Regions from separate parts of the Mus musculus genome. Here all the other regions are linked to region 3. The links are chromatin loops, found by intact Hi-C in ENCODE. Cell type or tissue: heart. All regions are shown on one strand. Region 1 holds the start of Gm12447. Region 2 holds the start of Anp32b (acidic (leucine-rich) nuclear phosphoprotein 32 family, member B). Region 3 holds the start of Gm31617 (a long non-coding RNA gene). Region 4 holds the start of Foxe1 (forkhead box E1). Region 5 overlaps Nans (N-acetylneuraminic acid synthase (sialic acid synthase)). Region 6 has its middle 14 kb from the start of Trmo. Region 7 overlaps Anp32b (acidic (leucine-rich) nuclear phosphoprotein 32 family, member B).

What was found. Hi-C counts contacts between places; a loop is a spot of excess contacts. Peaks named below come from ENCODE experiments on the same cell type or tissue, not always from the same donor. Only the 100,000 strongest peaks of a DNase experiment are listed, where the experiment ranks them.
Region 1: it touches region 3 in a loop (4-fold over the local background); 18 of 42 quality-filtered maps call a loop at or near these places.
Region 2: it touches region 3 in a loop (2.8-fold over the local background); 14 of 42 quality-filtered maps call a loop at or near these places.
Region 4: a loop joins it to region 3, with 2.5 times the contacts of the local background. A loop is called at or near these places in 10 of 42 quality-filtered maps.
Region 5: it touches region 3 in a loop (4-fold over the local background); 5 of 42 quality-filtered maps call a loop at or near these places.
Region 6: a loop joins it to region 3, with 7 times the contacts of the local background. A loop is called at or near these places in 26 of 42 quality-filtered maps.
Region 7: a loop joins it to region 3, with 9 times the contacts of the local background. A loop is called at or near these places in 13 of 42 quality-filtered maps.

The regions. Positions count from the first base shown.
Region 1 is chr4:46,303,437-46,307,436 of GRCm38, reverse strand. It overlaps Gm12447, which reads right to left and starts at 3,294. Exons shown (of 4, transcript XM_030253986.1): 1 at 3,270-3,294; 2 at 2,122-2,571. The coding sequence starts at 3,294. All of the region lies in intron 4 of Gm12446 (predicted gene 12446), which reads left to right. In heart, a CTCF peak has its summit at 2,096; DNase peaks (open chromatin) are centred at 2,446 and 3,206; H3K4me3 peaks cover 1,733 bases; H3K27ac peaks cover 1,486 bases; H3K27me3 peaks cover 832 bases.
Region 2 is chr4:46,449,364-46,453,363 of GRCm38, reverse strand. Anp32b (acidic (leucine-rich) nuclear phosphoprotein 32 family, member B) reads right to left here and starts at 2,438. Exons shown (of 7, transcript NM_130889.3): 1 at 2,015-2,438. The coding sequence starts at 2,068. In heart, a CTCF peak has its summit at 2,325; DNase peaks (open chromatin) are centred at 713, 1,063, 1,393 and 2,293; H3K4me3 peaks cover 3,219 bases; H3K27ac peaks cover 3,593 bases.
Region 3 is chr4:46,199,965-46,203,964 of GRCm38, reverse strand. It overlaps Gm31617 (a long non-coding RNA gene), which reads right to left and starts at 1,537. Exons shown (of 3, transcript XR_390536.3): 1 at 1,405-1,537. In heart, a CTCF peak has its summit at 1,628 (motif pointing left); a DNase peak (open chromatin) is centred at 1,614; H3K4me3 peaks cover 741 bases; H3K27me3 peaks cover 3,075 bases.
Region 4 is chr4:46,342,430-46,346,429 of GRCm38, reverse strand. It overlaps Foxe1 (forkhead box E1), which reads right to left and starts at 2,786. Exons shown (of 1, transcript NM_183298.2): 1 at 656-2,786. The coding sequence starts at 2,236. The coding sequence ends at 1,121. Gm12446 (predicted gene 12446) reads left to right here and starts at 2,949. Exons shown (of 6, transcript NR_165272.1): 1 at 2,949-3,091. In heart, a CTCF peak has its summit at 2,060; no DNase peak of the experiment used is centred here; H3K4me3 peaks cover 2,905 bases; H3K27ac peaks cover 1,147 bases; H3K27me3 peaks cover 3,934 bases.
Region 5 is chr4:46,496,144-46,500,143 of GRCm38, reverse strand. It overlaps Nans (N-acetylneuraminic acid synthase (sialic acid synthase)), which reads right to left. Exons shown (of 6, transcript NM_053179.3): 3 at 1,002-1,101; 4 at 1-78. Among named protein-coding and RNA genes, the nearest start is that of Gm22247, 3.0 kb to the right of the region's middle. In heart, CTCF peaks have their summits at 948 (motif pointing right) and 2,409 (motif pointing left); a DNase peak (open chromatin) is centred at 2,443.
Region 6 is chr4:46,373,579-46,377,578 of GRCm38, reverse strand. It overlaps a transcript of Trmo not described here. Among named protein-coding and RNA genes, the nearest start is that of Trmo, 14 kb to the left of the region's middle. In heart, CTCF peaks have their summits at 2,373 (motif pointing left) and 2,921 (motif pointing right); a DNase peak (open chromatin) is centred at 2,398; H3K4me3 peaks cover 715 bases; H3K27ac peaks cover 428 bases.
Region 7 is chr4:46,461,435-46,465,434 of GRCm38, reverse strand. It overlaps Anp32b (acidic (leucine-rich) nuclear phosphoprotein 32 family, member B), which reads right to left. Exons shown (of 7, transcript NM_130889.3): 3 at 1,506-1,628. Among named protein-coding and RNA genes, the nearest start is that of Anp32b, 13 kb to the right of the region's middle. In heart, a CTCF peak has its summit at 2,058 (motif pointing right); no DNase peak of the experiment used is centred here.

The DNA.
Region 1 (4,000 bases), 100 kb before region 3:
GGAACTAGAAGATCTCCAAGGCATTGACGAATACTATCAGTTTAGAAAGCCCCTGGCTACGTTCTTCAATGAATGAACATTCTTACAGCATCCATTTCTACCAAAGCAGCAGCCGCCTTTTCTTCCTGCTGTGTACTTGAACTGGGAACAGAAGGCATTTTACCTTGGCATGTAGACTCCTCCCCTCTCAAACTGGCAAGGCACGCCAAAAACCCCAATTTACCCTAGCCAGTTGCCTCAGGCTTGTGATTACAGATGGCCAGTCAACGGACTTTTCTTTTTTTCATTTATAAATCTCATAATTAGATAAATGCAGAAGAGACAGGTAGGCAAAATGAGTAAGATTAAAATATCTTATAATCCCACTATTCACAGAGGATCTCTATTAAGATTTTGGCAGATAGCCTTTCAGATACTGTCTAGAGTTCTATTTTCTAGATGCATTGAAGTCAGTTTTAGCTTTATTTTTGAGATGGGGGGGGGGTCTTACTCTATAGTTCAATCTGGCCTGGAAGTTTTGGCAAGTTTCCTGCCCCTGCCTCTCAAGTGCTAGTTTTACATGCATTCACCACTGCACCTCACTCTTTATATGAATTTTAATTAAAACTTAATCCATATAACTCTATCAAAAATATTCATCATAAGAGCCCAAACATTCTTATTTTGCAAGCAAATAGGAACGATGCCTAGGTAGTTAGGGATTGGAGAAGTCAGGGAAAATCTATGTACAAGAAGTGTCTGGGTTGAGATTTATAGACAAGTGGATCCTTGCACACGGGACTGGCAAGGTGGCCTGGTGGGTAAAGGGGCTTCCTGTGCAGGCCTAGTGACCCGAGTCTGATCCCAAAATCTATCTAAAGGAGGAAGGACAGAAGTGACTCTACCAAGTTGTTCTCTGAAGTTCACACATGCTGCCTGGTACATGCATGCATGCATGCATGCATACATACATACATACTACATAAGTACATGTAACACACACACACCAGTAAGTGCCACGTGGCTACAGTGAAGGGCAGGCAACTAACAGGACAGTAGGAAATAGCTATAAAAAGACGCCATAGCCGGGTGACTTACGAACAACAGAAACGTGTTCCTCACAAGTTTGAGGCTTTGAATTCAGCACCGAGAGATCCTAGTTAGAATGGATGATCTTTCTCGGTTAATACTTTGTGACTTCTCCTTGTCCCCCCCCCCCCCCCCCCCGAGGTAGAAGAAGTAACAAGCTCCCTTGGGCCTCTTTTATAAGAACAAGTCTTTTTATAGTCAGCTTCCAAAGGCCTCACTTCCCAGTGCTTCAAAGGCAAACCTGGGGCAACATAAACATTGGTGTTATAGTAGAATGGTAAGAGGTGTGTTCTAGAAAGTACACGCTGGCCTTCAGCATAGAGTGAACCAGAGGAACAGAGAGTGAGACGTTAGGAGGTTGCTGTCATCTTCCACTCGACTGTTATCAGGGTTAGGATCACCAATGGTGGAACTGGGAGTCGGAAGGAACATTTAAGGACAGGCCTTGGGGAGAAGAAGAAATACTTAAGGATAATTCCATCCTGAATGACCAAGATATACAAAACGCAGAGTGGCTGTATGGCTTTGGAAGTGGAACATGACAGTGTTCAACTTGGGACATCATGTAAATACTACGCACCCCATAGAGGACAGGTGTGGGCTACAACTGGCTGCTGGGATCTGAAGTCTTTGGAGACGCTGTCCCTTCTCTAAAGAAAACAGGGATGCCTGAGAGCCTCAAGACACGGAACTCTCAAGAGCCAGAAAGGAAGCCAGGGCACCTGTAGTCATGGAAGCCACAGGGAAACACATTCCTAAAAGGGAAGTGGATGGGTATGAGGTCGGTGTGTCCCTCCACTTTCTCAGGTCTCATCATTTAATCTGAAGCGAGGATGCCTACAACTGGGGAGGGCAGGCAAATTTCCCAAGTCATCCAAAACGCATCAGTGGCAGAAGGAACTTGAATCTCGTCTTTTTTTTTTTTTTTAAAGGTTCATTTACATTTTAAAATTTTTGTTTCTCCGTGCGCGCTCCTCACAGCATATGCGTGGAGGTCAGAGGACAAACTGGGAATCGTTCTCTCTTTACACTAGGTGGAGCCTGGGGATTGACCTGGGTCCTCGGGTTGGCGGCAGGTGCCTTTGGATCCAGTCTTGACTGGCGGTGGGGACCATGCACGCAGAATATCCGCGAGCAGCGGCGGGCGTCCGCGCCGTTTCTCCGGCTCGCCGGGCGGCGGAAGGTCCCCGGGAGGACGGAGGCGGACAGCCCGCGGGGCCCGGAGCGGAGCGTGAGAGCCGCCGCCCCGGGTCCCGCTCGCGCGGCCTTGCACAACGCGCCCGGATAAACGCCGCGTCTCGGGGCAATTACCGCCCTGCCCCGCCGCCGGGGCTGGCTGGGCCGGGGGCCAGAGGTCGAGGGACTCGCAACCACCCAGGGAGCGCGGGCCGACCAAGCCGGCGGCCACCAGCGAGCCCCGCGATTTCACAACGCGCGGCCGGGGGCGGTGGCGGCGGCGGCGGCGGCGGAACGGCGCGCTGACGTCACGGACAGGCCACGCCCCTCCGGAGGGAGCGGTCTTCGTGCTGGGAAATTGTGTCCCTTCGCTATGTCCTCGTCCTTGTCTCCCTGTCTTGCTTTTTTTTTTTTTTTTTTTTTTTTCCTTTCTGGCATCTCTTTCCCAATCCCCTCTCCTTCCTTTCATTTCCCCCTTCCCTTCCATTCTCTTTCCTTCCTGTTTCCTGCCCTTCCTTTCCGCCCACTTTTCTTTTCTCCTTCTCTTCTTTCCTTCCCTTTCTAATATTCTACAATTTTAAAATTTTGTCTACTATAAAACAGTCCATAAAATTTGCTATCTCAACTAAATTTTAAGTACAGTAGAGGATTCGTTGTATTCACATTTTTGAGCAGCCGATCTCTAGAATTTTCCCACCTTGCAAAACAAACTTCACCCACTGCATACAGCATACACCCAGAGCTGCAGCGGTTTTGGACCACCATCCTGTCATCTGCAGTGCCCGTTCATCTTTCCCCGCTTTGTGCCGTTCTTTCTTTCCCCTCAGCCCGCCCTTTTCTTCTCCTCCCCCTTAATCTTTCTTTGGCTTTTTCAAGAGCCCAGTGGCCCCACTGCCCTGTTGGCAGCCCTTTGCAACCCCTGCTAAGCCTGGCCAAGAGGCCTGTCAGCAAGGCTGTTAGAGGGCTGTGAGTCATCATTCCTCCCCCGTGTGTCAGGGCCAGTGGGCGGCCCCTGGAAGCCTCACCTGGCTTTTTGTGGCAGACAAACATGTCCTGCAGGAAACCCCTGCCAGCAGGAGTTAATTAGGGAGACTAACTCCAGCAGAGTCAGAGGGTCGGGATGGGAGCCCCTCTCTTCTCTGGGCCATCCCCAAGCCCCGGGCTCCCCTTCTAGACATGGCAAGACAGCTATGATATGATGATGGTGATGACATCCTGGCTCAAAACCCCTGCAAGTGTGCGAAGCATTCCCACAGACATGAGCTCATTCTTGTTCTCATAACCACCCTGGCAGGTGGTAGGCCCTCCTATTCCCATTTTACAGGTAAGGAAGCTGAGCCTCGCAGAGGCGGAGGGATTTGCCTGTGGCCACGAAGCTGCTATGCAGCCCAGGTGGCAGGGTGGGAACCTAGATTAGGATCACCAAAGCAGGGGGAAATGTGGCTAGGTCCAAGTGCAAAATGGTTTTCTGTTGTTCTCTCTCCGAGTTCCCATCGCACCGGTGTAGACAGAGCCCTTGCCTCTTGGCAGGACTTGGTGGGTAAACCAGGTGAGGAGAGGCCCGATGCAGTGAGCACACAGGCTGATTCCAGGCAGGAGAAAGATGGTTTAATCAAATAATGTTGCCATCCAGATGTCTCAGGTTACCTGGGGTCTTGGCTTTGGTACAGGGACTGTTTGGGGAGGTGAGGGGTCTTCTTGGCTTACTTGAAAGCTGCAGCCCTTCCTTCTTTTAGGGGATAGACACTCTGGCTGT
Region 2 (4,000 bases), 250 kb before region 3:
ACTTCGTACTGCTTGAAAGACCCTGTCTCAAACAAATAAAAAACAAAAACCTGCAGCAATTTTCCCTTCAACTCCTCCAGTTTGGGGTTCAAAGTTTTTTCTAAATAAGCATCTACCAATGGCCTGGCTCCCTCTAAGTAGCTTGCCCTCCACATCCTCATACTCTTGGTGGCTATCTCAAAAGGACACTTACTCAAGGACCCTCTAATCTGCCAAGGTACAAAAAGGAGGTAGCGTGCCCTCCCAAGTCCGAGGACCAGGAGGGCAGGGGACACTCGTTTCCGCAGGTTTGTCGGGCCCTGCCATACTGTAAGCTGAAAACGCAATAAATCAGTGGTTCAAGAGAACAAGGGGGCCCAGTGCTTTCTCCATCAACCACTTGTTGCTTGTGGGCGCTTTAAAAGTGTAGTCCCTAATTCACGTCTAATTCCATGGCTCTGGCCAGACGTAGTCAAGAGGATTTAAGGTGAAAATGAGTACTCTACCTAAATTTAGTTACTTCCTACTCTATTGATTTTTGTGGCTGACTAGAGTGAAAAGCTCAAGGCATGAACTCATCGTTTCAAGTTCAAGGAAGAAGATGGTCTAACAACTCAATTTCCCAGCACGTGGTGGGCACAAAATGTCTGACGGAGGGATGGAAGGGACACGTGCCGGTGAAATGTTCAGGGCCCCGGGAACAGGGACACCACCCAATCAGTCCTCAGGGACCGCCCCACACTTCTGCGGGGCCGACCTCAAGGCCTGTGGCAGGCCTTTCCAAACACAAAGCCTCGGGCACGCCACCGCCACAAGTTCCCAACTTGTTAGCCATAGTCACCTGAGGGCGCCAGCCCAGGCCGCCTGTCCCGCTCGACCTCGTGGGCCCAGGGTCGAGCCCACGCGCGCCGCAGCGCACGAGAGCGGCGTCGGGCCCGCGGCCTGCGCACAGCCGGCCGCAGAGGCCGCCGCGTGGAGCACGTGCGGGGCCCAGGCCGCCCCAGCCCCGCGTCGGCCACCGTTGCCCTTTTAAGAAGGGGGAGGGCGCCCGCGAGGGGACGAGGCGGCGGTGGCCGAGCGCCGCGCTTCCAGTGCGCGCGGAGACGAGCCCCGCGGGGCGGGGGCAGCCCGGGGACCGACAGGCAGCGCGAGGGCGGCCGGCTCACCCGGCGGAGGAAGACGGCGCCCGCCAACATGGCGCTGTGGCGCGCCCCGGCTGGCGCGCGGAGCCGCCGGCCGCCCACACCGAGGGGCCGGCCTCCCTCTCGGGCAAGGCCCCGGGCGGCGGCGCGGGGGAGGGCGAAGCCACCGCGGCGGTGACGGTGCCGGGCCGGCTGGCCCGGGGAGCCCGCGTGGGCAAGGCCGAGGGCGAAGGCGAGCCGGGCAAAGGAGGGGCAAAGTTGGATTTTTTTAGGCTTGAAAAAATGGCGGGAAGCGCATCCTTTTTTCAAACTTGGCCTCGGGAGGGGCGGCGGTTGCGCCACCTCCGCCGCCAGGCCCGCCCCTCCCCCGTTCCGCGCCAGGCCGCGCCCGAGGGGGGCTCCGCGCCCCCCTCAGGGACCCGAACACCCTCCTCGGCGGCGAGGCCCTGTCGGCCGCGGGGCGCATGGAACCCGGCCCGGCCCCGCGGCGGGCCTGGCGGCGGCGCGGCGCCTCGGCAGGCCCGGCCTCCGCCCGGCCGCGCATCCCGGGAGGCTGCAAACATGGCTCCCAGCGTTACACAACCCCCGCGCCCGCCCTCGCCGCCGGCCACACGCGCGAGCGCTCCCTCCGGGAGAGGACCGGGCGGGCGAGCGGCTCAAAGTTTGCTTCTCCACCCGCCGTCCTCCCCGTGGCCGCGGGGGCCCGCGGGCGCCAAAGAGTTAAAGCCCGCGCGCTCGCTCCCCCCTCCGCGCCTTCCGCCCGCCTTCCCTGTCCCCGTCCGAGCTGCGAGCAGCGCCTTCCCCGCGCCGCGGCCGGAGCCCGGTGGCCCGCAGGTGGCCACCATTACTTGCAAGTCATCGGGGGGCGCGGGCGCCCGAGGGGTTCTGCTTACGGCTGCCGGGGTCCGGTTCCTCAGCTCCAGGTGGATCCTCCTCTTCATATCCATGTTCCCCTCGTCCCCCCTCTCCAAACTTAACTTTCCGCGGCGGGGGCGGAGGGGGGAGAGGCGACCCGGCCTGCGCGGCGAGGGCCGTCGGAGGGAGGCGGCTGGAGGAGGCGGCGGCGTGGTCCCCGGGCGGCGTGCGGGCGTGCGGGCGAGCGGAGCCCCCGGAGCCAAGTTACTCGCGGGAGCGGAGAGAAACCATGGAGGGAAAAGGGGGCTGGAGCGCGGCTCTGGCCTCACTACCGCCGCCCCCGGCCAAGGCCCCGCACTGCGCTTAAACCGGCGACGCGACGCGGCGGCTGCTCGGCTCCACTCGGCCCTGCGCGGCGCCGCTCGGCTCGGGAGCCCGGGCTGCAGCGCGGACTTGGGAGGCGCACGGAGGGCGGGGCGGGACCCGCCTTAAGCTCAGCCCGGACTGCGGCGCCGCCTCCCGGGTCGCGCGCGCCTCCTGGCCCTCGGGTCGCACGTGGGCTGGCTGATGTAAGACCTTCCGGTGCCGGGACCCCCGCCCCCACCCCCACCGGCACCCGCGCTCTCCTGGAGGTCGACGGGCAGGCTCAGCCTCGCGCCTTCTTCCGGGCTCTCCCGGACCCAATTTCGCCTGAGCCTTCGGGCGCCCTCAGAGGCTGTGGCTTTGGGGTTCACCCTGTTCCTCCCAGTTTTGAGGCCCATAGCCCGACCTCGCTGCCTTTAGGTCCAGTGATGTTAGAAGTGCCATCGAGGACCCTGGTGAGGCTGTGCTCGCTTCCCCGCCGTGTTGTACTAAAACATCAGCAGGGGCAGGCAGCTCCAGCCTCTTGCCCAAGCCACGCCGCATCTGAGCATCCCCAGTTCAGGAAACTTTCCCCTTGGCACGTGTTTGTTTTTAAAAATAAAAAATTTAATATACTTTAGAACTTTATCAGTACTTAAACTACAAACTAGCCAAGGAGACAGAAAACAACTATACATAAACACTGTTTTTAAACATGTGAGCCACTAGTGAAGGAAACCATTAGTAATTTTAATGACGCCTCAGTCCCCACCTTCTGACTTTTATCTCTTGGGGCACCCGTGGAAGATGTATACATTCTTGGTCACCATTAAGTTGAGTCCTGGGTTGGCAGCCTTTGTCAAAGTCTAATTTTAAGGGTCCCTGGATTTAAAGCACACGGCGTTGTGTTAAATGAGGAGCCTACCTCTGATATTAACCAGAGGCACTAAAGATTACTGTTTACTGGAGAAAAACATCATCTAGGTATTACCCTAAGATTTTAGTGCAAGAAGCCTCTTCCTATCATCCCATTTTGCCTTAGAGGCCCAAACTTTTAAATGATTATATATCAGATTCAGAAATAATAATTCAAGAGAAAAGAAGATGTGTAGGTTATGGGGGAAAGGTGAATAGTTATAGGTGTAGATTCACTCATAATTCCGTGGTAGTCTGGAAGGCTAAGACAGGAGAATGTGGGGAAAGGAAGGGAGTGCTGTGCTCCTTGTCACAAAAGATCTCCAACTATTACCTGATAGGCTTCACTGAGCTATGCAAAAAGCTTTTCAAAAAAAAAAAAAAAAAATCTACTGAAGCGCTTCCATAATCAATCACCGAGCATTGGCTTTTAAGAGCTTGCGCTGTTATGTCCCATTTAACTTTCAGGCAACCCCTATGAAGTTGGTGATATCTTAATTGAAAAAAAATGAGGAATTAAGGTTTAATCATCACCAGTAGCCCAACAAAGTTAAGCTTTATAGGTCTGGTTCAAATCTGCCATATTTTTGCTCCACCCTGGTCTAGAGTGAGTCACCGTTGGGGACTCTTACTTTGGTACACTGGATGGAAAACAGTTGAGGGCCCTATGAGAACAGGTAGCCCACAGGTGGTGTCATGTGCTGTTGGTGGCAGGTATGGTCTGCGAGAGAGGAGTAGTCTGGTAACTCCCAAGGATGGTGGGATTG
Region 3 (4,000 bases):
ACATGGAGAATTTTTATTTTATTTTATTTTATTTGGTACCTCATGCGGTCTTAACTGTGTATCTATGCTCTCAACTTGATGCATAAATAAATAGATTAGATTACAAAACAATTTATTTTGTGAAAACAGAAGGGCAGTGGTGTTAATATAAAATGATAGCTGTGTAAACCTCCAGGCAATGAGAATATGGCTGAGTTTCCCTTGCCTTTTGTAAACCATCTGCATTTTTGCTGTCTTCTATTGTGATTTTTCTTTCCAGGGTTTGAGTCCCAGGGTATTTAAAAACAACAACAACAACAACAACAACACAACTCCTATATGGCTGAACTTCTTTTTGAATAAGAAAAGTCATAGTTTGTTTGTAAATCAGTTTTAAAAATCAGTAATATTGAGGTGAAATTTGCCACAGTGTAAAATGAGGGAATGCAAAGCTAACAGTCGAAAGTCGTCTTACAAGGGCATATACAGACTGGTGGTCACTCAAGCAGGACATAGAACAGTTCTGTTTCCCGGGAAGTCCCCCCACATCCCTTTGCAGCCAGCCTTCCCTGTTTCTCAGGCAACAGCAGGTCACCTGAACTTTGGTATTCTAGTTTAATTTCAACAGCTTTAGAAATTTCCAGAAATGGGAATTAAGCTGTATGTATTCATCAATTGAGAGCATATATATAGTTAAGACCTTATTAAATATGAAAGACTTCATTCACCCAAAACGATGTTGTAGAGATTTATGTTTCAGTACCAATAATTCATCATATTTAATATATAATGTGCGTCTGTGTCTGTGTTGTGAGTGGGGATTAAGGTCTCAACTCTCTGCTTTCTGCTCAGCAGATTGAAAGCACCCCAGCCCTGAGCAGCCTCTGGAGCCAGGCGGGTTCTCTGGCAGCTCATAGACCCGCATTTCCCCCTCCACGGGCGGCAGCTCCCGTCTCAGGTGAGAGCCACCCTGCTCGCTGCCATTGTTCTGCGAGTGACAGCCTCCCGGGCAAAAGCAGAGCCGTCAACCTGAGGGCTGTCAACTGCACACAAGAATTCCTTTCTTTGTCAGGCTGGGTGGTCTCTGTGGCTGCAGCGGCAACCTGCACAAAAGGTTTGGAAAAGCATCGTGCTACTGCAGGAAAACACGCCGCCACCCAGGTCTCTGAGAGCACTCCTTTGTGAGATTGGGATGAACCGATGCGCCTTTCCCTGGACCCGGACCAAATCACCACGCAGCCTGGGGCCAGGGCGTGCAGAAGTCAGCTAGATCCCGCTCCTCCCGGACCTCCGCACCTGGATGCTGTCCCGCACTGATTTCTACCAGAACGTTGGTGACAGACAGCTAGAAGGTTCCTGTAGAGGTACCCTGGCCTCACCATCTTGGCCTCCAAGAAAGGAAGATTTCAGACAGATTGTCATTACCAAGGTCAAACAGCCCCCAAATTCCATCCAGAACAAGTGCCCAAGTACAGAGCTTTCCTCGTTGACGATGCGATTTGTATCACTCCTAATCTGCTTGTGTTAGATGATGGCTCCCAAGTGCAGTGCAAAGTGTAATTTAATTTATAACTTCCCAGCCAACTAGGAGTGAGGTCACTAGGTGGGGTTTGGTTTGGTTTAGTTTGGTGCCCCCTACTGGCTATTGCTGACAACAGCCATTGCCGATAACTGCCAGGACCTTGAACACACTTGTGGGTAATTTCATCCGCATTTTATAGGTAAAGAAATTGAGGCTTATGGAGAAGACATAACCTGTCTAACTCACTGAGATTGGTTAAGACTCAGAGTTTAATGGGATTCCATGCCCCCGCCTCCTAGTAAGTAGCCCTTTCCTTTTAAGGCTCTATAAATACTTCAACTATCATGAGGCATATCTGGGAGTCTGCTGCTGCAAGGGTGATATGTTCAGGCCACAGATCAGCCAAGTCCATGCTCATGGATCAACCGCTGAGCAGTGCAGGTCAGGGCTGGTGAGCAGGGCTAAGAGGACCATGGTGGAGATGCTGGGGAAGAAGTACAAGATAGCACATGTTTCCTATCTTTGGTGTCAACCATTAGAGAATGAAGGTTTCACATTAGAACCCTGGGTTTTTTAGCTCCTCTTTAACAAAGTGCAGGCCCTGGCCTCTTTGGGCCTGCTCCAGCCTGTCACCGAAGCCTGCCTCCCTCTTTATTGTCCTCTTAGACTGAGGGTGACTGGCAGGTACCATTTCACCTTGAACATATGCTAGATTTCTTTTTATGAAACGAGAACAATAGCCAGGCATGGTGGCACACACCTGTAATCCTAGCTACTTGGGAGGGTGGGGCAGGAGGACAGCAAGTTCAAAGCCAGTCTAAGCAACTTAGCGAGATCTTGTCTCAAAGGAAAACGTTCTGAAAGAGGGTGGGGGTAGGGATGGAGCTCGGTGGAGATGCGCCAACCAGCACACTCCAAGCCGCAAACACACAGCATCAACAAAGCCAAGTTCACTTTTGAAAATCAGGTATTTATCAAAGAGAGAGCCCAAGAGACAGGAGTCGTGTGATTTGAGAGAAATAGGACATTTCATCAAAAACTAAGTTCGGAAGGCTGGGGAGGTGGTCTAGCAGTGTGCAAACTGGCAACCTGAGTTTGATCCCTAGAACTTATGGTGGAAAATCAAGTCCCCAAAATTGTCCTCTGGCTCCCACACGTGTGTGCACAAACATAATAATAATAAAAATAATAAAATAGGAAACAAATAAAGCTGAAAGAACTGCAGTGTCATACAGCAATCCCACTGGGAATTTAGAGTAGAAGTCTAGTATTCTGACCATGAATAAGTATGTGGATCCCATGCATGTTAACTGATTTAGTCATTGCACAATGTACAGGATCTTGCTATGTCACCCAGGCCAACCCGGAATGCATGGTAATCCTCCTACTTCAGCCTCCCAAGTGCTGGGATTACAGTGGTTAGTCATCGCGCCGAGCTAGAAATATTTTTAAATTAAAAATGTGAAGGGAGGGGCAGGGGATGTGGCTGTTCGTAGAGTGCTTGTCACAAACGCCCGAAGCCCTACGTTTGAGTCTTAGCACCACATAAAACAGACATGGTGGCGCATGACTTGGGAGGTTGATGTAGGAGGAGCTAAAGCTCGAGGCTATCCTTGGCTAGATGTTAAATCTGAAGCCAGCCTAGGATACATAAAAAGGAAAACAAAACAAAACAAAATAAAACAAAACAGAATACAAGTTTGTGAGGAAGCGAAGAATTTCTAAATGATTGAAAGATAAATGCCCAACCTCCCTAAGCTGTCTGCTATGGTTTGAATCTGAAATGTCTCAGATAGATGGATGCATTCAACACTTCATCCCCAGAGGGAGGGAACTTGACAAAACAGGGCCCAGCTGAAGGAAGCTTGTCACCAGGGATGTGCCTTTAAAAGTACATCTGGTTGGAGCGAGCGGCTCCACTCCACTGTGCCATTCCCACCATGACGGGCTGCAACCTTCCACACTGGGAGCCAAAGAAGTAATTCCAAGCCCCTCACCCCTTACTGTCCATACCAGGTATTTTGTCATGGTGGCGGAAAGTCTAACACAGGCTCCTGCCAGCTTGAGCCGAGCTCCCTGCATAGGAGTCTGGTGGAGCTTTGATGCCTTCTTGTCCGTGTGGATCAGACCCTCACCCTATCGACACTTCTGTCTCTAACATCTGAGAATCGTGGTGGCTGGAGGCAACTCTGAATGTGATCACGGCTGGGAGTCTGGGAGCTCACACTGCCTGTGGCCACAAAGGTCAAGCAGAGACAAGAACTCTATCAGGATGTTATGGCTTATCCAGAGAACAGATAAAATAAAGCAGAGAACAGATAATTCCTGAAGGTAGCAGATTTACATCTTAAACTTTATTGCATTTACTAATTTATTTGTGCATGCGTGTACCACGGCACATGTGACTTTCTGCTACCACATGGGTCACAAGGATTAAATTCAAATTGTCAAGCTTGGCAACAGGCACCTTTCCCTGCTGAGCCATCTCCTTGGTCCCCG
Region 4 (4,000 bases), 140 kb before region 3:
CTGTGAACCTGCTGCCTAAAACAAACAAGATACGGAATGAAATTTAAAAACATTTTTAAAATAAAAAAGATCGCTTTGTTAACCATCCAATCTATTATTACTTTTTCCTTCCCCTTTGTTGGAGGAGGGTGCGGAAGCAGGAGTGTGCAGGAAACAGGACAAACAGCTCCAGTTAAGGAAGGTCTCCTTATCAGAAAATCCGATTTTTCACTGAGCGGTCACTGCTGAAGAATGACCAACACATCCCTCTCTCTCTCTCTGTCTCAAAAAAAAAATTCAATAATTAGGGCACAATCTCTACTTGGAGTCAGTCCTGGGACTTTGGAGTAAATACCAATTTACCAATGATCTGATCCCATTCCTGGATGGCCTTTGGACATTAGTGGCTACTGGGAAGCCCTGGGTGGCTCACCAATGCTGCCAAATATGGAAGGTAGGCACCTAAGTTAATGGGAGGGGGTTTAAAAATAAGAGGGTAGAATCACACAGTTCTGTATGGCAGACTAAAAATTCAGGTGTTGGGGCTGGATCACACCGAAGAATTCTCAGTTATGATTGAGACCCAGGCTTGTGATTCTCCGAGACAGAGAAAACTAGCCCAGCTGAACCGAACTATTTCTTTTTAAAAGCAAACAATTTTGCAAACTTGTTCTCATTTGAATTATAAAGACACTGTCCGAGCCTTTTATTGGGTACGATAGTCAAAAGTACAAGACGCGAGCATGTAAAAAGCCCGAGTTTGGCGTGGCATAGCACACGGTGAAGCCTTACGACTCCACCACAGTTCGGGATCCTAGATTCTGGCGTACATAGCTCTGCAACTCTCCACCCTTTACAGCCTAGGGCCCTCCCTAGTAGAACTGCAGAAAGTCATGCTCTTTGGAGTTTCGCGTCATCGAGGGTCCTTTGTGTCAGGCCAAACGCGGCCGTGGCCTCCCTACGTCCGCCCACGTCCAAATCGGGGCTGTGAACAGTGCAAGACACCGAGCCTCCACGGCCCTCAGGGGGCCTCGCACGTGAGTCTCAGTACAATACACGTTTTAGTCCTGTCCGCCGGTCTCGGGGGATTTACATCTTTCAGAACGTCCTGGAGTTAGTGAGGTTTCGTGCCTACCCGGGCTCACATGGCAGACACGAACCGATCCACCGCGCCGGGGTAGGCGGTGGCGTGGCGGGAGTGGTAGGCACCGCCACCACCGGCTCCGAGTTGCCCACCGGGATTGTAGCAGGGTCCCAGCGCCGCTCCGAACTGGCCCGGCGACGTGCGCCCGTAGAAGTCCACCGTGGCCTCCACGCCGCCGCTGCCGCCTCCCGCGGGGGGCGAGGCCGGTCCGGCCAGGCGGCCCGCAGCAGCGGCGAAGAGCGCACTGCTCGCTCCTTGCGGGTACGCGCCGTCGGGGCCCGCGTAGGCGGCGGCATAGGCGGCGGGGTTGACCGGCCGCGCTCCGGTGCACACCGCCGGCTGGAAGCTCCCGGTGCCCGCCGCGCCCGCCGCAGCCGCGAAGGCGCACGAGCCGCCGGCCGCTGACGGCGCGGGGCCCAGATCGGGGCTGAGCGGCCGCTCGGGAACCAAGCCGAAGACCCGGCAGGGCCCCGGCGACGCGGCGGGGTAGTAGACCGGCGGAGGCGCGGCGAGTGGCGGCGCGTAGCCCGCATAGACGGCGCCCGGGTAAGCCGGCCTTGCGGCAGGCACGGCGCCCGGGAAGATGGCGGCAGCGGCAGCGGCGGCGGCAGCGGCTGCATCGTGCATGTAGGCCGGGTAGGTGGACAGGTCCGAGCGCTTGAAGCGCTTGCGGCGGCGCAGGAAGCTGCCGCTTTCGAACATGTCCTCGGCGTTGGGGTCGAGCGCCCAGTAATTGCCCTTGCCCGGGCGGCCCGCCTCGCGCGGGATCTTGAGGAAGCAGTCGTTGAGGGTGAGGTTGTGGCGGATGCTGTTCTGCCACTTCTTGGGGTTGTCGCGGTAGAACGGGAAGCGCTCGGTGATGAACTTGTAGATGCCGCCCAGAGTCAGGCGGCGCTCGGGCGCGTGCGCGATGGCCATAGCGATGAGCGCGATGTAGCTGTAGGGCGGCTTCCCCCGCTGCAGGGGGCGCTTGCGTCGCCGTCCTCCCGCGCCGCGACCCGCAGCCTCCGCCGGGACCCCCGCGCCCGCCGCCGCCGCCTCACCGCGCTCTTCCTTCACGGCCGCCAGCGTCTCGGGCTGCGGCGGGGGAGGCGGCGCGCTCTCGGCCGTCATGGCGCCGCGGTCCCTCCCCCCCGTACCCCCCGTCGTCTTCAGCTGTAGACGACCGCTCTGGCCGCAATCCCGATCCCACGGGAGCCGACGCCGGGGCTTTGCAGCGGGCACCGAGAGCGCTGAGGGCAGGGAACTTCGGGGTCTGGAGCGCTGAGTCCACCGACGGCTCCTGTGGGGCACCGGCCAGAGGATCCTTGGCGCTCTGGTGCCAGGCGATCAAGGGGTCCGGACGTGGCTCGAAGGCCGGGGTGGCGGCAGCTGTTTGGGAGTCCCTGCGGGTCTGAGGATGACCGTCGAGGCGGTGCGCGTAGAGGAGGCTGCAGGCTGGGGTCTCGTGCCAGGGCCTTCAGTGGGGGCACCGTACACCCCTGCAGGGGCCGCCCATGCCGCACCCCTACGGTGGAAGGTACAACCCAAGCGGAGGGCAGAGAGGCGAGACGGGCGAGCGGGCCGGGCCAGGTGGCGAGCAAGTGCTCCGTTCTGCGGCTCTGAACTCCAGCACGGAGTCCGGCCGGCGAGGCGCTCTCCTGCACACACCTGGGCCAGCTCCTCCCTCCGCTGGCTTCTCCTCCTTAAAGGCGCCAGCAAACGCGGGGCGTAGCCGCTTCCCTGCCCGCCCCCCCCCACTCCCCCCTTCCCCACCCCCGCGACGGGCACACCTCCCCAGGTAGCGGCTGGAGTCCCAAAACGTCAGAGCGGGGAGGGCGCCTGGAGATTCGGGGGCTGGCCCCCTCTGCGCGCCAAGCGGGAGACTGAGACTCCAGGAGCTCGGCCCAGCGCTCCTGAATCGGTCTTTGCGGAAAAGTTGTGTCTCACGTGGAAAGAGGGCTCATGGCATTTTCTTGTTCAGAGAGGGTAAGAACTGGACTAAAGTGGGGCGCGTTTAATTCTTGGGATGCCTTCCAAATCCAGGTTTAGGCTACCTGGCCCAATCTCTGGTGCAATTCATTTTCAGACAAGGATTCCCAGGTCTACAGCAACTTTGCTGCCCTCCGGTGCCTGCAGCCTGCGTCTGTTTTAGAGTAAGCTTTTCAGTTCGTGGTGAGGTAGTGCCACAGGGAGTCGCTTTACCAGGTTCCTGGTCTGTCCCGAAGTTTTGTATCTCAAGAGGTGTTTAGGGAAAGCCTCCTCGCCGCATCAGGGTCCTTAGGTGGCTTGGGACCCTTTTCTATATGCAGGAGAATGCCTGGTTAGCGAAGACTTGGCTCCTGCTGTCTGCAGTCGCCGCCTCTCAACCCCTCCACTACCACGGGGCCAGAGAGGGCCAGCCGCCTCTAGAGGTCTGAGTGAAGACTTGGGAGAGGATGCTGCAGTCAGTGCACAACTCTACTGGTGTATGCGTGTGTGTGCGTGCGTGCGTGCGCGCGCGCGCGCGCGCGCGTGTGTGTGTGTGTGTGTGTGTGTGTGTGTGTGTGTGTAGACTGTTCCAAAATGTCCGATTTCTGCCTTCCTCTGGCAGGATTCGGTGCTAGAGAGGGACTCCCAGCGGCGCAGCCCCACCTGCCTGGTTCGCTTTCTGGCCACTTTTGGAACTGGTTACGTTAGATTCCCAACTCAGGAATCTAAGATTTGGTTCTTAAGATCCTCACGGTGAAGCCAGTACCTTTCCTGAGCATGGGAATTGTGTAAGGAGCCGGACTGGAAAGAGACACACTGTGGAGGGTTCAGGTCTAACGTGGGTGGCCCAGCCTTCTGGTTTTATTGCGTTCTTCTTCAGTGAGCACTGGGTGGCTGCCTTTGAAAGAAAGAGGCAGAGAGCACAGA
Region 5 (4,000 bases), 300 kb before region 3:
TCAGCGGCTTCACGATCTGATAGACTTGCTTCATGGTGTCCATTGACTGCATCCCGCTGGAGATCACCATAGGACGACCTGGAGAACCCGGCACCTTCTTCACAGGGGCTCAGACTCTTCCCCCACCCACATCTAAGACACCGCACCAAGACTGAGGAGGAGATACACTGTCCTCGGCACCATGCTTCAGCGAAGGGAAGCACACCAAGGACCTCAACCCTGAGGGGAAGAGAGGCATCTCTGCTAATCAAGAGGCTGCCCAGGACAGACGAGCTTCATCTCTTCCTACAAATCTCAAGTCTGAAACACTCGAAATTCTGGATCATTCCTAGCCCCAAGCCTTGTGGACTAGAGATACGCAGCCTGCAGTATGGTGATTCGCCAGTGCAAGAGCACAACTGAGAGAGGCCAAGAGCTACCAGCCCTGTTGCTGGCCTGCACAGAGCCCCGTCCTTACAGCTTCTGATACCTTGCCCATGAGATAAGTACAGAATATCCCAGTAATACGACCTGCTTCCATCCCAGGTTTGAAATGAGGGAAGGGAAATTCACACGGGGGAATCCATTTAGTGTCGTGTGGAGACGTTAGGGAAGAGATTCCTGCACTGGCCAGGGATGTGGCTCCATGGTGGTACTCATACAGGTGCCCGGGGCATTGGGTTCAGTCCCTAGCACTGTCCCAAAACGAAAGGGTAGAAGCAGGTTTCTAAGATGGGTCTCCAAAGCTGGGTGTGGTGGTGCACATCTTTAATCTCAGCACCCGAGAGGCAGAGACAGGCAGATCTCTAGGAGTTTGAGGCCAACCTGGGCTACACAGCAAGTTCCATGCCAGTCAGACTACATAGAGAGACCCTGTCTCAAAACAAAACAAAACAAAAACAAAAACCCAAAAACCCAAAAACAACAGAAACAGTGGAGTACCCATAAGCGCTATTACCGTGAGCAGCCACTAGGGGGCAGAAACACAAAGCTTGGGGTCTGGTTTTAGGAAAGACGCTTACCTTTCTTGGCTGTCTTTTCCAGGTAGGGAAAATTGTTAGTGTCCCCAGATCCAACTTTGAAAAAGGGAACATTCAGTTCGTGCAGAAACTCAACTGCCATCTACAAAAAATCAGAGGGAATACCTTTCACTATTGGTCAGAACTCTGTCCTTGTGGTATAGGACAGAGGAAGCTGGCGCAGACCAGAGAATGCATCATTCTATGTCTGCACACCCATCTGTCCAGGGAACACTCAGGGCTTGTTCCGGCCATCAGTTGCTACAAGAATCTGTGAAGGAAACACTACCTCTGGCCAGACTGTTCTTTCCCCCAAAGACTTGTAAACAAAAGCAAAAGGGCTGTGACCTACGCATGACCCAGAGCCAGGCAGAAAGAGTGACCAGCCCTCAAAGGTCAACAACCAGAAAGAAGACACTGACTCCTACCAGGAGAGGCAAATGGAGCAATCTGTGTCCTGGTTTGACCTGCTCATCAGCAGCTGGCCTGTTCAGACCTTGAACTGTGGGGCCTGCAAGAAAGCCAACCAGCCGCCATTCAGACTCAATGAACCCTATAATGTAGGATGCAACCAGAAGACTCAGGAGGCTGGGAGCTGTCAGCAAATGGTTCCAGGACAATCTTGGGGGGAGATGGACAAGTACTTCTCTGGCCTGTGTGAGGCCCTGGGTTTGATCCCTAGCACCACACACACACACACACACACACACACACACACACGCACACACACACCACCCAAAAGTAAAATCTCATATTCTGTTATCCTGTTAAATTGCAAGAACTAATAAGGGTGGATTCTCTTATGAGTTCAAAACCAGCCTGGTCTTACACAGCAAGTTTCGGGTCAGCAAGGATGACATAATAAGAACTTGTCTCAAAAAAGAAAACAAGAGCTAGAGAATGGCTCGGGGGTTAAGGACACTGGCTGCTCTTCCAGAGGACCCAGGTTTGATTCCCATCATGCACGTGGAGGCTCACAACCACCTGTAACTCCAGTTCTAGGAGACCCGATTCCTTCCCTCTTCTGGCCTTCCAGGGTATCAGGCATTCAAATGGTACACAGACATATTTGTAGGCAAAACATCCATACCCATAAATAAAAATAAATTATGTTTTTTAAAAAACTTGAAAAATGAAAAAAGACATTTTTAAACTAGCCCACGGCCACAGACCTCCATTCACCTTCCTGGCAGGTTTAGAACCTCTAGCAGACAAAGTGTGGGCTCAGGAGACAGACTAAGCAAGCGCAGGTAAGGACGCCTAGTGCAGAAAAAAAAATCTCAAAGATTTACCTACAGGGACTATGAAATATGAAATGGAATTCTATCATCTTCTAGTTATTATTTTTTTAAACTGCTAGGAGGAAGGAGTGCACCTCATTTTGCAATCCCCCTGGGGAACTATCGACATCTAGTGGCCATTTTGAGAACTGCCCCTTTGGTTCATCACCCTGGCAAGGAGCAAACCTGCCACCTTTAGGTTAGGACCAGCTGGCTTCCTCTAACCTGCCCTACTGCTGTGAGACCCCTCCCCTGGCACAAGCCATACAGCCCTATCACCTCCTCTTTTCAGTTTGCCTTAAAGTAATTCAATCAATTAATAGCTCCCCAGACGGTGACTGGGTTCAGTGACAGAACAGGACACTCCCAGTAGACTAGTGCTGAGGGAACTTTGACCAGCTCACTGCTCCTTAGGACATAAACCTCTCTGGTCTTAAAGCCAGGTCTATCAACCTGATTTGACTGAGGATTGCTTTTCTTCGCTTTCTGAGACAGGCTCTTATTCTATGTTGGCCTGAAACTTGCTATGTAGCCTACACTGGCCTCCAATTCTTGATTCTCCTGCCTCAGTCTCAGTCACAGGCATGTACCATTGTGCCAGGCTGACTGACTCAGAACTGTTTAAACTTTATTAAGAGGAGACAGTAGGCATGCCTTTGAACCAGCACTCCAAAGGCAGAGGCAGGTAGATGGAGTGTGAGGCCAGCCTGATCACAGGGAGTTCCAGAACACCCAGTGCTGCAGAGAGACCCTGCCTCAAAAATAAATACATAAATAAAATAAGAACAGGCAGTGTGCGCTCACAGAACCTTTCTTCTGTGTGTATACTGAGAGAAGCTGTAGTCCAAAAAGGAGTTACTGAAAGAGGAAGGTTAGGGCTTCTCTTTCTTCAAACAACACCACCATACGTAGGCCAGGCTAGCCTCAAATTGCCTTTCGAATAGCCCTGCTTTGAGTGCTGGGGTTACAGGCATGGTCAGCCACACTGGGAAACTGGGGCTTTTCTAAAGCCCTTTCGGCTGGGGAATCACACCGGAGAGGAAAGAGAAGCCCGTGGTGACGATAGGGTGTGGGTGCAGGGGTGAGTGACCACTGGGGAACTGCACCAAAAATTCCTGGAAAAAAAAAAAAGGTATGTCTGGGGACTCCAGAGATGGCTCAGCAGTTAAGAGCACTGACCGCTCTTCCAGAGGTTCTGAGTTCAAGTCCCAGCAACCACATGGTGGCTCACAATCATCTATAACGGGATCCAATGACCTCTTCTGGTGTGTCTGAAGACAGAGACAGTGTACTCACGTAAAATAAATAAATAAATCCTTTAAAGAAAAAAGGTATAGAGTCTGGCTGTGAACAAAAACGAGGAGGAGGAAGAGGAGGAAGAAGAGGAAGAAAACAACTTCTGGAAGACCTATCTGCAGTACTGTGGGGAGACTGGAATTTTGTAGGTTCAGGAACCAATGACCTTTATCTTGGCCTAGTTTTAGCCTTCCGGTACAGCCATGCCTTGCCCTCTTTGTATCTGAACAGCTCATGGCAATAAATAAAAACCTCTTAGACGCTGTTAACTTAGTGGGGCACACTAGCTTCTGCCAATCTATGAGCTAAATGCCGACAGACACCCTGGGCCTACAGAACAGCTCCCCCACCTCGCTGTACCTACTTCTCTGCTGTACTTTCCAAATGTATTTTAAAGGTACCTCGATTCATGGCTTCCTTTGTTCT
Region 6 (4,000 bases), 170 kb before region 3:
ATTTGGTGTCTAACTTCCATCTCCATGCAGGATTTGGCTGCTGAGCTTGTGCAGGTCCAGTGCGTGCTGTCAAAGCACTGTGAGTTCACATGTGCAGTTGCTCTGCTGTGTCCAGAAGACGCTTGTATAGTGGTCCGTCATCTCCGGCTTCCACTTCTCACATTCCTTCTTAGTAATGATCCATGCACCTTGGGAGGGTTAGGTGTGGTTCAGGTGTTCCACTTAGGGCTGAGCATTCTGAAATCTCTTACTCTTTGCATATAGAATAGAAGGTTGAGAGCAGCAAGATCTGTGGGCGCAAACATAAGTAGGTATTATTTTTCCACTTAGACTGTACTCCCTCCCTCTCCCTCTCCCAACGGAAGAGAAGAACAATCATCAGTGGAAGAGGAGGTGCAGCAGAGAGCCGGACCCAGCAGGAGAGCAGCACCTAGAGCCGCTTCAATGCTCCTGACGCCCCAGTCCTCTAGCCTGGCCACAAGTGCCCTTACCCACTGGGCCATCTCACTGCCCCCTCTCCCCCAAGGCCTGGTCTTTTCCTGACTGAAGCTAAGACTGCTCTTCACATCGTCAGGGGAAGAATATAATTGAAAACTACCCAACCAAGAAAACAAAACCCAAGAAAGTGCACATGGCACAGATGGGCTCACAAAGCTGCAAATACTTGTTGAAGTCCTTTTCAGAAAGAAAGACTGCTGGCTATTGATCCTGAACAGTGATTCTCTGAAGTGGTGCTTCGAGATCTAGAAATGTTTCTTGTGAATGGAGTTTTTTTTCTTTTTAAAGATTTATTTATTTATTGTATGTATGTATGTAAGTACACTGTAGCTGTCTTCACACACTCTAGAAGAGAGCGCCAGATCTCATTTACAGATGGTTGTGAACCACCATGTGGTTGCTGGGATTTGAACTCAGGACCTTCGGAAGAGCAGTCAGTGCTCTTAACCGCTGAGCCATCTCTCCAGCTCCGTGAATGGAGTTTTTATGTTATCGCATACTTCTAAGATACTCATTGTGGTTTGAAAGGGATTATATGTAATTGTTAGAAAATTTGTAGAGTAAAAGGTAAATCATATTTTTATATTTTCCATCACATACCATGACTAAAAGGCAAGTTGGGGAGAGAGGGTTTATTTGGCTTATACTTTGATATTGGTGTTCATTATTGAAGGGAGTAAGAACAAGAACTCAGATGGGCAGGAGCTTGGAGGCAGGAGCTGATGCAGACACCATGGAGGGGTGCTGCTTACTGGCTTGCTCCTCATGGCTTGCCCAGCCTGCTTTATAGAACCCAGGACCACCAGCCTAGTAGTGGGACGGCACCACTCACCAATCACTGATGAAAGGAAACTCCCTATAACCAGAATTTTTTTTTTTCCTCTTTTGGTTTTTCGAGACAGGGTTTCACAGTGTAGCCCTGGCTGTCCTGGAACTCATTCTGTAGACCAGGCTGGCCTTGAACTCAGAGATCCGCCTGCCTTTGCCTCCCAAGTGCTGGGATTGAAGGTGTGTACCACCACTGCCTGGCTAGCCAGATCTTATGCAGGCATTTTTCCCCAACTGAGGCTCCTTCTTCTCCTCTGACTCTAGCTTGTGTTAAATTGGCACACAAAACTAGCCACTTCACCATCCATTTGTACAAAATGAAGTAATACAAATCCTTGCATATACATGTGTAGAAAGTTCTGGAAGGATGGACACACATATGGGTGAAATTCTTTTCTTGGTGCTATGGGTATAATAGTGTCCCCTGCCTGCTAGGCAAGTGCCATACCCCTGAACCATATCCCTAGCCCAATGGCATCTCTACAGAGGGGACTCCAGAACTCACTGAGAAAGGCACCGTTTGCTATATTTTCTTCAGTCCACTGTGAGTTTTTTTCTGACTAGGAGCGCACATTATTTTTATACGTGGAACTTAAGGAAAATGTCCTCTCTTCAGCTTGGAGTGGGTCAGACGTGTTGGTGAGTGTAACCTTATAAGTTAGATTTCTGTGTTTACATTCATCACTGTGTATCTTTATGCCCATGCCCTCTGAAACACGGTGCTTATGATAAAGGACATTGCATTTCCTGCCGTGTCACCTGTGAATAACGAAGCCAAAACCAACCCACGCTATACTTGAGCTGTGGACCTTACCATGCTTGAACAGGTAACGGGAGTTGAAGCCTTGCCCCTGGGGTGGACTGCTGTTTCCTGCTCTCCTAGAGCGTCGGGCATAGCCTTGTGCCTCCGGGAAATAGAAGGCATCCCGGTGCTGCCAGCCGAGGTCTGAGCCACCAACACTCCTTGGTCCAGAAATGGCTAAAGCGTTTCATCTCATCCAGAATAAGGTCTCTGCTTATAGGAGCTGCTCACTCGTCGCCACCTACTGGCCAGCTGTGTACTTGCATTTGTAGAGCACTCGCCTATCACGTGACAGCGGAGGTTGCTTTCCAGGTGTTCCCAGGGCAGGCTCTGGCTCACCGGCTGGATAGGAGCCCTGACCTCGGTCGGTTGAGTCGTCAGAAACAAAAGCCAACTTTGGAACCCAAGACTGGCTGTGTCCACTGAGTGAAAGGCAATGCTGAGGGTGTGTGTGCTTGTGTGCGCGAGCTCGCGCGCGCTTGAGATGAGGGGCACGAGGAAGTCCATAACAGCATGTTGGCAGGGCAGAGCCTGTGTGTGGTTTATAGTAGAACTATCCACAGACTTGGTGATGGGAGGAGTATGTATCTGAAGGACTCGTAGAGCCAAGGCAGATACAATCCAGGAACACTAGGGACACCAGATTATTTTCTTTCTGGGCTTTCTCTTCCCGCCCTTCTCCTAAGTCCCTGTTATTATTATTTTAAAGATTTACTTGATTGTGTGTGATGAGTGTTTTGCCTGAGTGTTGTAAATGTCCGTGTATGTAATGCTCTTGGAGGCCAGAAGGGGGCGTCAGATCCTCTGGGACTGGAACTACACAGTTGTGAATCACCATGCAGGCCCTGAGAACTGAACCTAGGTCTTCTGCAAGAGTAGGAGACTCTCCTAGCAGCTGAGCCTTCCTACCTTCCTGTTCTTGCCAAGATCCATGCGCACGTACATTGAAAGATTAAGAATACCTGAAGCTTAAGTATGAGTGTAGCCACATCTCAGGATGCAGTAAAAGCCAGGCATCGTCCTGTAAGTGCCTGTAACCCCCCCGCACCGAGGGGCAGAGACGGGGATTTCAGACTTGCTGGTTGATTGTCTTGAAAAACAAAAGCTCAGGGTCCAGAGAGAGACCCTGCCTCAGAGGAACAGGGTTATTAGAAGCCCTGCTCAAGTTCCTATGCACATACATCACAAATAAAATTTTAAAATGTTAAAAAAAAAAAACCAAACACGTTTTTAAGTAGTGAGGGGAAGCAAGGAAAAAAAAATCAGTGACATTAAATTAGGAAAGTTGTGCACAAAATGAGGCAGGAGGAGCTTGTGCGTCGGGGCTGGTGCTCTCAGAGCAGATTAGCCTGCTTGGTAGTGACAGAGCAAGTCTCCATGGACATCAATCCAGTCGCTAAATATGTAGGGGAAGTCCCCTTACACCATCTTTCTGAACTGGCCTAGCTAATGAAATGAAATAAAACAACCAGGAAGGAGGAGTCGGGATGTTGATAGGTTGAGTTCTCGCTGCTGTTTGCTTGTTTTTAAGACAGGGTCTCACTATGTAGTTCCAGCTGGCCTCAAATGTACTGTGAGAGCAGTGGTCTTGAACTCACAGAGATCACCGTCCTTTGCCTCCCAAGGGCTGGAATCAAAGGCAACACCAACCAGGCAAGATGTTTATAGTTTTAAACCACTAAGTTTTGGGGTTGTTCAGTATTTACAAAAAAAAAGAAAGAAAAAGCGAGGCTGTGCATCTAGTTTCCACACTCCAGGACACAGTGGAAGGCAGGAGTTTTACAGAAGTGATTAATGTGATTTTAAAAGTCCTTATGTAGTGGGTGAGGGTGGGCTTCTGTGAAGAAGGCCGTGCCAGAGCAATACAATGAA
Region 7 (4,000 bases), 260 kb before region 3:
CTGAAATTTAGGTATGGAGTCAATTTACATGTACAAACACATCCCAAAGGCAATAGAAAATTAAGTGAATGAGCTTGATCCTGATATTAATCCAAAGAATTATTTAAGCTCTCTAAATTCAGTTTCTTCTCTAAATAGGACAGCCATTCTTTATTCTCTGGGCTACAAGTCTACAATGAACAAATATTATTAAATCTCCCTGGAATAGCAGATTGCAATGCATATATTTTTAACTTGGAAATGGGCTGCTTTACACAGAAAGAATGAAACTAGTAAAACTGAGGGAGAGTGAGCATGTCGAGATGTACAGAAGAAAAAAAGATCTGCAGAACAAAGGTTCAATGGGCTGGAGAGATGGCTCAGTGGATAAGTGCACTGACTGCTCTTCCAAAGGTCTTGAGTTCAATTCCCAGCAACCACATGGGGCTCACAACCATCTGTAATGAGATCTGATGCCCTCTTCTGGGGTGTCTGAAAGCAGCTATGGTGTATTCATATACACAAAATAATTCTTAAAGAAAAAGAAACAGGTTCAACATCTACACCAAGTGGAGGCTCAAACACAAAGATGCATACATAAGGAACCCAGCAACATTAAAACCGCTTCAACATTTTCAATTGTTGAAGGGGACAAGGAGACAACTTCAATTCTACCAGGACATCGTCACTGAAAGAAACCACAATCTGTCTTCCTCCCGCATCAACAGATCAGGGGTTTGTATAATCAAGGTCAAGGCTAGTCTCACACTTGCTACCTGTGGTGGATGACCAGGCATGTGGCAATGGGATTTATGGGACCCAGGACTTCCATGGATTCTGAGCAAGCATCTTGCTAACTGAATCAAACCCACAGCCCCAACTGAGCATTCTTGCAGTGAGGCGAAGGCCTGTATTTTCATATTCTAGCCCAGCAGGTAGCTGTCTACCACACGTCGTGCCTGTGCCTGCGCCTCACACTGCTGAGCTTGCTCCCCTTCCAACAGTCCCCAATGTACAAACAATCTACTCCTTGACTTTCCTCTAAGCACTTAAGTAAGGCAAGGAATAAAGCCCTCTCGGTTCAGTTTGCTGAGGGTCATTCATATACCACGCTTAAACCCAAAAGGCACTTAAAACTTGGTCTCTTTAATTTACCTACAAGTAAGACTGAGGAAGGTGTTTCTACCCAAAATAGTGATGTAGGTAAGTCTAAGATCACCAACCACGAGACCCTTTGTGCCTCAAACTGCCCTACTTACAGCTCTGAAATGTAACACCCAAGACAGACTGTTATGTTACAGTACAGATTAGCCTGGCTAGTCTAATAGAAAAAATTAGCAGACAGGCTTAAAGCTAAGATAACCATAAAATTCTCCATGCATGATACATCAGTTTCAGTCAGGAGAGCAGAGGCCCAGGAGTACACTGGAGAGACTTTACAAGCCACTCTATGAAGCCAATCATTTCTCCCACTGGAAATATGACAATGAGATGACAACAACCCACTCTAAATCCCCACCACTCACCAACGGCTCCAAGGTGCTGATATCTTTCAGGTTATTGCCACTTAGGTTCAGATGTGTGAGGCTTGGAAGTTCTTCTGCTAGTCTGTCCAGACCTCCGAAGATTCTATTTTCACTGAGCTCAAGCTAAAGGAAACACAGACAGAGAATCACTTACTACTGAATTAAGGTAAAAAGCAAATTCTTCCAACAAAACCAAACAGTAGCAGCAAAGTTCTACAAGAGCTGGTGAAGTGACTCCTCAGGTAAAGACACTTGCTGCCAAGACTGATCAAGTTCAACCCTGGCGCCCACTTGTGGAAACCCGAGACTCTCCTCGTCATTCTCTTGATTTCTACACATGCAGCCTGGATAGACCCGCCTCTCCCAGAAGCCCTGTTTCTATCAGGTTATAAACATTATTTTATTTGATTAAATCCAAATTATGAAGTTTATACATCCCAGAAACATTTGGGATGAGTTAGGCAGGTATGCCAAAAGATGGTAATTTGTTTTGTTTTTTTAAAAATTTGTTATGTGTGCTATATATGTACACACCATGTGCATGCAGTGGCTGCGAAGGCCAGAAGAGGGCATCGGATTCCCTGTGCAAGGCCCCAGAGTCTGTAAATGTGGCTCTCCAGAAACTGCTGCTTCTGTAAGCTGGCGCTGGCTTTCACAGTAAGCTATTAGGTTTCCCAGCTGCAGGTAAGTCACACATGCAATGGTATGCTCACAAGATTACCAGGCCTTAGAGTACAAGAAGGTGGAGACTATGTAAGCCAAGCTCCTCCTTTTGCAGCTCAACACTCAGGCCATGGGACTCGGCTGTCTACATCAGGTGTTGTTCTTCCAGAAGACAGAGTTCAGTTCCTAGCACCCATGTTGGGTCACTCACAATCCAGGGGATACAATGTCCCCTTCTGGCTTCCTAGCCCCCACCCCCAGTACATGTATATTAATTAAACAAAACAACCCTTAGACCATACAAGTGTTCCAATTTGTTAGAGCTTCAGCGCCTGTCAATTTCCAGAGCCCGTTTATCTCACTTGTTCTTACAACAAACTGATCTGGTAGGATCGTCCTCCCATTTTACAGGCTGACAGGTCTATGAACAAAGCCTTGTAGAGAGTCTGTGTTGACTGCACACTTAAAAAGCCCTGGCTCTCCTCACTATACAACATATATGCCTGGTGTGCTACAGGTGGGAACTTCACATGGCTGGCATGGTGACAGAGGCTTGGGACAACCAACCCAAGAGGCCAAGGTAGCTTGCCATTCTATGCAAATGAGACCTTGTCTCAAAGTTTAAAAGGGTACAAAGAGCTAGGAATATGGCTCAGTGGTAGAGTGCTTATCTAGACTCTTCTGACTTGTAAGTTCAGTCCCCAACACACTAGTCAAAACACCTCAGAAAGCAAAGAAAACACCAAATAGGGCAACTAAACAAACAACACTGCTTCACGAATAAAGTCTTTAGCATGCTATAAAATACTCTGCTACAGAAGCAATGGCCACGATTTTAGAATGCTAGCCTAGGAGGGCAGATGAGAGATGGTTCTATAAATAAAGACACGCCACAAGCCTGGCAACCAGTCTCCAGGAGAATGGAATCCCAAGTTGTTCTCTGACAGCCATAAATGCTGTGGTTTTACCCCACCCACCAAGTAAATCTTAAAAAGAAAGCAAACAAAAAGTCCTGCTTGTCTATGATTAATAAAGATCCAAGAACCGAATCTCGTGATTTTTAGAAACCATAATAGCAGAAACCACCTTTCTGTGTTTAGACCATGTAGCTAGAATATCACATCTCTCTATAGGAAAAGACAGCAAGGCAATACACCAAAGCATTTACTAACAGAGAACTTTAAAACCATTTGTATAATCAAAATTTTTAGTTATTTGTTTCTTATGAAGAGCTTGTACTCTGAGGTAGTAAGAACATACAGTCCTTACCTGCTGTGAGAACATTCAATCTGCTTTTAATTATGATCACCTTCTCATTAGCCCTATGAGTGGTCAGTGTTTAAATTGTTCAGAAAAAGCCCAGTATAGTGGTGCAAACTTGCAACCTCAGGATTTGGGAGGCTGAATGAAGCAGGGACCACGTGCCAGTTTACACTAGTCACACAGTGAGACCTTGTCTCAAAGAATCCAACATTTGAGAAAAATTCAATACAGCCATTGTGGTGCTTAATCTCACTGTGAACTTGATGTATCTGGAATTAGCTAGGGATACACTGCTGTGTGTTTCCAAAGGGAGGGAAGAGCACTCTGAACATATGCGGCTCAATCCCATGGACTAGAGGCCAGGCTGAACCAAAACAGAAGAGTCTATGTATGACATTACTAGCGTTCATGTCTCTTCTAACTGCACACACTGCAGTCGCTCCATCTACCATGCCAGGTGTGCCACTGCCTCCATCAAACCTCCCCACTGGGAGAGATGACAACTGTGCCCAAATGAACTGTTGATTTATCAGAACGGTAAGAAAAAACACCAACTTATGAGTCAAATG